Linked DNA regions of Homo sapiens: region 1 is linked to region 2. Evidence: chromatin contacts called from ENCODE Hi-C or POLR2A ChIA-PET data. All regions are on one chromosome and are shown on one strand. Each heading gives the region's core, a stretch centred on a gene start or an enhancer-like site at or near the end of the contact. The rest is flanking DNA. Distances are from core to core; before and after follow the strand shown. Region 1 has its middle 30 kb from the start of MIR4519. Region 2 overlaps LOC124903679 (a long non-coding RNA gene).

The links. A loop is a pair of places that touch in the nucleus more often than their neighbours do. ChIA-PET counts read pairs that join two places held with the same protein, here RNA polymerase II (POLR2A). Pooled maps may share reads with other maps.
Region 1: a pooled map shows a loop between it and region 2 (2.3-fold over the local background). The contact joins two enhancer-like sites. A Hi-C loop is called at or near these places in 5 of 168 maps with a recorded cell type or tissue (Caco-2, HCT116, HepG2 and 2 more), 3 of 37 single-sample maps with no recorded cell type and 12 of 50 pooled maps. POLR2A ChIA-PET finds 5 or more read pairs at or near these places in 31 of 52 experiments (A549, B cell, BJ and 26 more).

The regions. Positions count from the first base shown.
Region 1 is chr16:30,843,211-30,846,514 of GRCh38, forward strand. It overlaps a transcript of BCL7C not described here. Among named protein-coding and RNA genes, the nearest start is that of MIR4519, 30 kb to the right of the region's middle. RefSeq lists enhancers at 1,411-1,500, 1,541-1,640. Within about 2 kb of position 1,686, at least 9 of the 41 ENCODE cell types and tissues checked have a DNase peak (open chromatin) inside an H3K27ac peak, as active enhancers do.
Region 2 is chr16:30,804,275-30,807,372 of GRCh38, forward strand. The region is part of intron 1 of LOC124903679 (a long non-coding RNA gene); the gene reads left to right. Among named protein-coding and RNA genes, the nearest start is that of ZNF629, 19 kb to the left of the region's middle. RefSeq lists silencers at 1,174-1,233, 1,374-1,463. Within about 2 kb of position 1,702, at least 36 of the 41 ENCODE cell types and tissues checked have a DNase peak (open chromatin) inside an H3K27ac peak, as active enhancers do.

The DNA.
Region 1 (3,304 bases), core at 436-2,935, 39 kb after region 2:
GAGATACTCCAGGAGGTCATAGACACTAATGGAGGGAGAGGAAGACAATGTAGCAAGAGTTGGTGTTGGGCTGGGTGCCGTGACTCATGCCAGTAATCCCAGCACTTTGGGAGGCTGAGGCAGGAGGATCACTTGAGACCAGGAGTTTGAGACCAGCCTGGGCAACATAGTGAGACCTTGTCTCTACTAAAAATGAAAAAGTTAGCTAGGCGTAGTGGCACATGCCTGTAGTCCCAGCTACTTGGGAGGCTGAGGTAGGAGGGTCACTTGGGCCTGGGAGGTTGAGGCTGCAGTGAGCTGTGATCATGCCACTGCACTCCAGTCTCGGTGACAGAGTGAGACCCTGACTCAAAAAACAAAAAAAAAAAGTTGGTGTGAAGGAGTGGATTCTTCTATTGGTGTTTGCCATGTTTGCCATGGACACTGAGCGTTACCGGATCTGCTGGATCTCAAGCACCACACAGTAGACCAGCATGTGATGTAATGCAGCCTGGACTTGCTGCAGAGCCTTCTCTCGCTCCAGTCCCTGCTCAAAACTAGCAGCATAGACCGGGCACTGTGGGTCATGCCTGTAATTCCAGGATTTTGGGAGGCTGAGGTGGGTGGATCACTTGAGGTCAGGAGTTGGAGACCAGCCTGGCCAATATGGTGAAACCTCATCTCTACTAAAAATACAAAGAATAGCCAGGCATTGTGGCACATGCCTGTAATCCCAGCTACTTGGGATGCTGCTTGGCAGGAGAATCTCTTAAACCCGGGAGGCAGAGGTTGCAGTGAGCTGAGATCGCACCATTGCACTCCAGCTTTGGCGACAAAGCGAGACTCTGCCTCAAAAAAAAAAAAAAAAAAAAAAAAAAAAGTCCGGGCGTGGTGGCTCATGCCTATAATCCCAGCACTTTGGGAGGCCGAGGCAGGCGGATCACAAGGTCAAGAGATCAAGACCATCCTGGCCAACATGGTGAAACTCCGTCTCTACTAAAAATACCAAAATTAGCTGGGCGTGGTGGTGCGCACCTGTAGTCCCAGCTACTCGGGAGGCTGAGGCAGGAGAACTGCTTGAACCCAGGGGGCAGGGGTTGCAGTGAGCCCAGATGGCACCAATGCACTCCAGCCTGGTGACAGAGTGAGACTCCGTCTCAAAAAAAAAAAAAAAAAAAAAAAAAAGGGAAAAAACAAACAAACTAGCAGCCTTACAAATACTAATTTGCTCCAAGAAAGATACTGTATCTGGGAACAGCAGCTACAATTGGAGTCACCATCTGATAAAGTTTATGATAGTCCACAGTCATTCTCCGAGATCCATCTGACTTCTGCACAGGCCACACTGGTGGGTTAAATGAGCATGTGATAGGTGTCATCACCCTTGCTTCTTTTAATTTTTTGATGGTGGCATTAATCTCTGTGCTTCCCTCAGGAATGTGGTATTTCTACTGGCTTCTTTTCTCTGTAGGGAGGGGAAGTTCCAGGGGCTTTCACTTAGGCCTTCCTGTCATATTGACCTTCAGTCTATGAGTCAGAGAGCCTATGTGGGGATTCTGGCACTATGTCAGTTTTCAATCAGTTGTCTCAGCTCTAAATGTCACCCTCCAGTACCTGCTCTAAGATAACGGGCTGGACTTCTAATACATTTCTCCTTGCAAAGAACATGATGTTATGCTTTGTCAGTAGAGGGCGCTGGTGGGACATTGCAAGAAGAAGGGGAAGCTCTTCCTGGTTCTGGTCCTGTTGAGGTTTCATTTTTCTTGCTCTTGCTGCAGTTTTTCAGGGGCAGATCCCAGTGGTTCTCTGCCCTAGATGCATGTCCAGAGTGAAAAGTCCTTGGGAGGCTCAAAGACCCCAGTTTGCAACACTTTACCACGTTCCCTCCCCCAATATGGACACCACAAATCCCATACCACATGCCGCCTTTGCTGTGAGTGGCTCCTGGCACTTGGATAGTTTTTGCACACCCACCACTGGTCCTGACCTTTATTGGCTTTCTCTAGCACTGAACTCTGGCAGAGCACGCTTCTCCAGTACTTGGCTTCTGTAGCAGTCTAGCTTTCTCCAGCACTGTGCTCTCACCAAGCGCACTTTATCTAACAGGTAGAAAGCATGGCTTTCTCTGCCACTTGGTTCCTGTATGGGTAGAGCTTCCTCAGGCACTGGGCTCTCGCTGAGTCTGCATGCTCTCGTGCTTGACTCCTCTAATAGCCTGACTCTCTACAGTGCTTGATCCTTGCACTGGCAAAGCTCTTTCCAGCAATGGGCTCCTGCAGAGTGAGTTTCCTACAGTTCTTGGTTCCAACAGTGCTTGGTGGAATAGCAGCTTCACCTGATACCCCAGAGGGCAGATTTCTAGGAGGTCTCATTTGGTGAGGCATGTCAGTGGCTTCTCTGCCATGCCTTTCAAATGACATCTGGATCTCAGCCCTTGTGGGAGAAGATTCTTCATTGGATACTGTATCTCAGCCCCGGGGATAGTAGCTGATCTTTATATCTGCCACCTCTGTATTTCTGCATTCTTTTTTTTTTTTTCTTTTTATTGAGACAGCACTCTGTTGCCCAGGCTGGAGTACAGTGGTGCAATCACAGCTCACTGCAGCCTCAAACTCCTGGGCTCAAGAGATCCTTCAGCTGGGCGCAGTGGCTCATGCCTATAATCCCAGCACTTTGGGAGGCCGAGACAGGCGGATCACAAGATCAGGAGATCGAGACCAGCCTGGCCAACGTGGTGAAACCCCGTCTCTACTAACAATACAAAAATTAGCTGTGCATGGTGGCAGGTGCCTGTAGTCCCAGCTACTCCGGAGGCTGAGGCAGGAGAATTGCTTGAACCCGGGAGGCAGAGGTTGTAGTGAGCTGAGCTGAGATCACGCCACTGCACTCCAGCCTGGGCAACAGAGCGAGACTCCATCTCAAAAAAAAAAAAAAAGAAAGATCCTTCAGCCTCAGCCTCCTCAGTAGCTGGGACCACAGGTTTGCACCACCATGCCTGGCTAATTTTAAAATTTATTTATTTATTTATTTATTTATTTATTTATTTATTTTTTGGAGATGGAGTCTCACTCTGTGGCCCAGGCTGGAGTGCAGTGGCGCGATCTCAGCTCACTGCAAGCTCCGCCTTCTGGGTTTAAGAGATTCTCCTGCTTCAGCCTCCCGAGTAGCTGGGACTACAGGCGCCCACCAACACGCCCGGCTAAATTTTTTTGTATTTTTAGTAGAGACGGGGTTTCACTGTGTTAGCCAGGATGGTCTCGATCTCCTGACCTCGTGATCCGCCCACCTAGGCCTCCCAAAGTTCTGGGATTACAGGCATGAGCCA
Region 2 (3,098 bases), core at 452-2,951:
TTTTTTTTTTTGATACGGAGTCTTGCTTTGTTGCCCAGGCTGGAATGCAGTGGCGAGATCTCGGCTCACCACAACCTCTGCCTCCCGGGTTCAAGCGATTCTCCTGCCTCAGCCTCCCGAGTAGCTGGGACTACAGCTGCGTGCCACCATGCCTGGCTAATTTTTGTAGTTTTAGTAGAGATGGGGTTTCACTATGTTAGCTAGGCTTGTCTCAAACTCCTGACCTCGTGATCCGCCCACCTCGGCTTCCCAAAGTGCTGGGATTATAGGCATGAGCCACCGCACCTGGCCATTAACCCGTTTATTGTTGTTGTTGTTTTTTAAGACGGAGCCTCACTCTGTCGCCCAGGCTGGAGTGCAGTGGTGTGATCTCGGCTCACTGCAACCTCTGCCCCCTGGGTTCAAGCGATTCTCCTGCCTCAGCCTCCCAAGTAGCTGGGATTACAGGCGCCCGCCACCACACCCGGCTAATTTTTATACTTTCAGTAGAGAGGGGGTTTCATCACGTTGGCCAGGCTGGTCTTGAACTCCCGACCTTGTAATCCACCTGCCTCGGCCTCCCAAAGTGCTGGGATTACAGGCGTGAGCCACCACGCCTGGCCTAACCCGTTTCTTAATCCATAAAATGGGAATAATATTAACATTCCCTTCACAGAATTGCCCTGAGGTTATAGAGATAAGGTGTGTAAGGAACCTAGCACACAGAAGGCTCTCAGTAAATAGCAGTTATTACTATCATTTTTATCATGTTTCTTATTCTCATGTCTCAAACGTGACCCTCCACCAAAAGTTCTTTTATAGCAGAGTATAAATAATGGAAAAAAATGATATATAGCTTTTTTGTTTCCCCTCCAGACAGTGTCTCACTGTCACCCAGGCTGCAATGCAGTGGCGTGATCATAGCTCACTGCAGCCTCAAGCCTCTGGGCTCACGCTATCCTCCCGCCTTGGCCTCCCAGTGCTGGGATCACAGGCGCGCGCCACCACGCGGGGTCCAGCCTCTCTTCTGAGTGCTGCACATGCATTAATTCATGGAATCCTTACAGCAACCCCTTGCAAGGAAGAAAGCTGTGACTCAGAGAGGTTGAATAACTTGTCCGAGGAGCTCAGCCATGAGGCGGATCGGGGATGGAAACCCAGGCCGTGGGCCCTGCGCGGTTACAGGCATTCAATCCTCCAAATGTCCCCAGAGTGACTAGCGGCCATCATTCGGCCCTTCTCAGGAGGAAAGCGAGCGAACACCTCACGCGGCGACGGCCTCCCGGAGCTGAAGGGGTTATTCCCACTGAGACGCGGTCGCCTCCGCTCCTAGAGAGGCCCACGGAGGGCGCCGCACTTCCGGCCTGGGTCCAGCTTTGGCTCCGGCTCCCGCTCCTGACCTGCTGCTTCCCGGGCTGGCGTCCGGGCCGGCGTCCGGGCCCAGGCGACCGGGGCCTCCGAGCTCAGAGGCAGTGCCGAGGACCGAAGGAGGGGAAGGGATTCCCCAAAGGCATCCCTGACTCCCGAATTCCAGCAAGGGAGAATCAGGCGCTGGGGAGGCAAGGAGAGGGCCGCGGCTCTCCTCGGGGGCCGCGGGGCGCGACTCTTCCAGGACCTCGGCTGCTTTTCCCAGTAAAGCCCAGGCGGCCCGAGGCTGGCCGAGGGAGCGACCCTCTCCTGCCTCTTCTGGAAGGGCCGCTTCCCCGCCCTGCTGTAGACCCCGAGCTCCCTGGGGGAAGGACCCGCTCCTTCCATCCTCCACCCTCCCGAGCACCAGCCTGGGAAGGAGGGGATCCCAGTTCCTCCTTAGAGGCGACTCCTTTATCAAGTCTGATTTAGACATGGGCTCGTCCAAGGTCGTTCAGCAGCGAGTAGCGGAGCTGGGGCTGCACCGAGGAGCTCAGGCCCCACTCCGTGTTGCGGTCAAGACCAGATTTTGGGGTCAGCTTCTCAAACTCAGCACTACCAGCACCAAACTAAACTACCTGGCCCCTCCTCCCGAGAGAGGGTTCATTCTCAATCAAATCGGAACCTCAGTTTTTCTCTCCTGCTTTCCGTCCGCTTCCCTCGTCCTCCCTTGACCATACTTTTATGCTTCATCTTTTCCATCCAACCCGTCTTTCCAGCCCTCCCTCAGCCGTACTGCCGCAAACCTGTGTCGTTGCAACAACCTGCAACCTTGCCTGCCTCTCCCTTTTATTTCACGTGAAACTCCACTACAAGGAGTCCCCAAATCCTTGCCTCAGGCCACCCCTCGTTCCAAAAATACCTTTTAGTGATTTACTCACTGCCTGTGAGTTCAAGTCAAAACTCAGCTTGGCATTCAAGACGATTTGAAACCTGGCTCAAGCCCACCTCTCAAGAGGATTTGAAACCTGGCTCAAGCCTACCTCTCTAACCTGATCTATCTTGGTTCCCTAAGTAGAGGTCACAGATTGGCAGATGCAACTGGGAAATGTGTTTCAACTGGCAAAGAGTGTTTCTTTTCTTTTTCTTTTTCTTTTTTTTATTGGAGCCAATGGCCAGGCGCGATGGCTAAAGCCTGTTATCCCAGCACTTTGGGAGGCTGAGGCAGGCGGATCACTTGAGGTCAGGAGCTCGAGACCAGCCTGGCCAAATGACGAAACTTCATCTCTACTAAAAATACAAAAATTAGCTGGGCATGGTGGCTTATGCCTGTAATTCTAGCACTTTGGGAGGCCGAGGCGGGGGGATCACGAGGTCAGGAGATCGAGACCATCCTGGCTAACACGGTGAAACCTCGTCTCTACTGAAAATACAAAAAAATTAGTCGGGCGTAGTGGCGGGCGCCTGTAGTCCCAGCTACTCCGGAGGCTGAGGCAGGAGAATGGCGTGAACCCGGGAGGCGGAGCTTGCAGTGAGCCGAGATCGCTCCAGCCTCGGCGACAGAGCAAGACTCCGTCTCAATTAAAAAAAAAAAAAAATACAACTTCAAACTCTTGAAGTTATATTGGGAGAAGTAGTTTCCCAAAGAAAGGACAGAGAGGGAAATTGATAGGCATCAAAGGCATCAAGCACCTAGTGTGTGCCAGAGAACGACAGATGCTTTCACATTTTTTTCTTTTTCTTTTTTCTTTTCTTTTCTTTCTTTCTTTCTT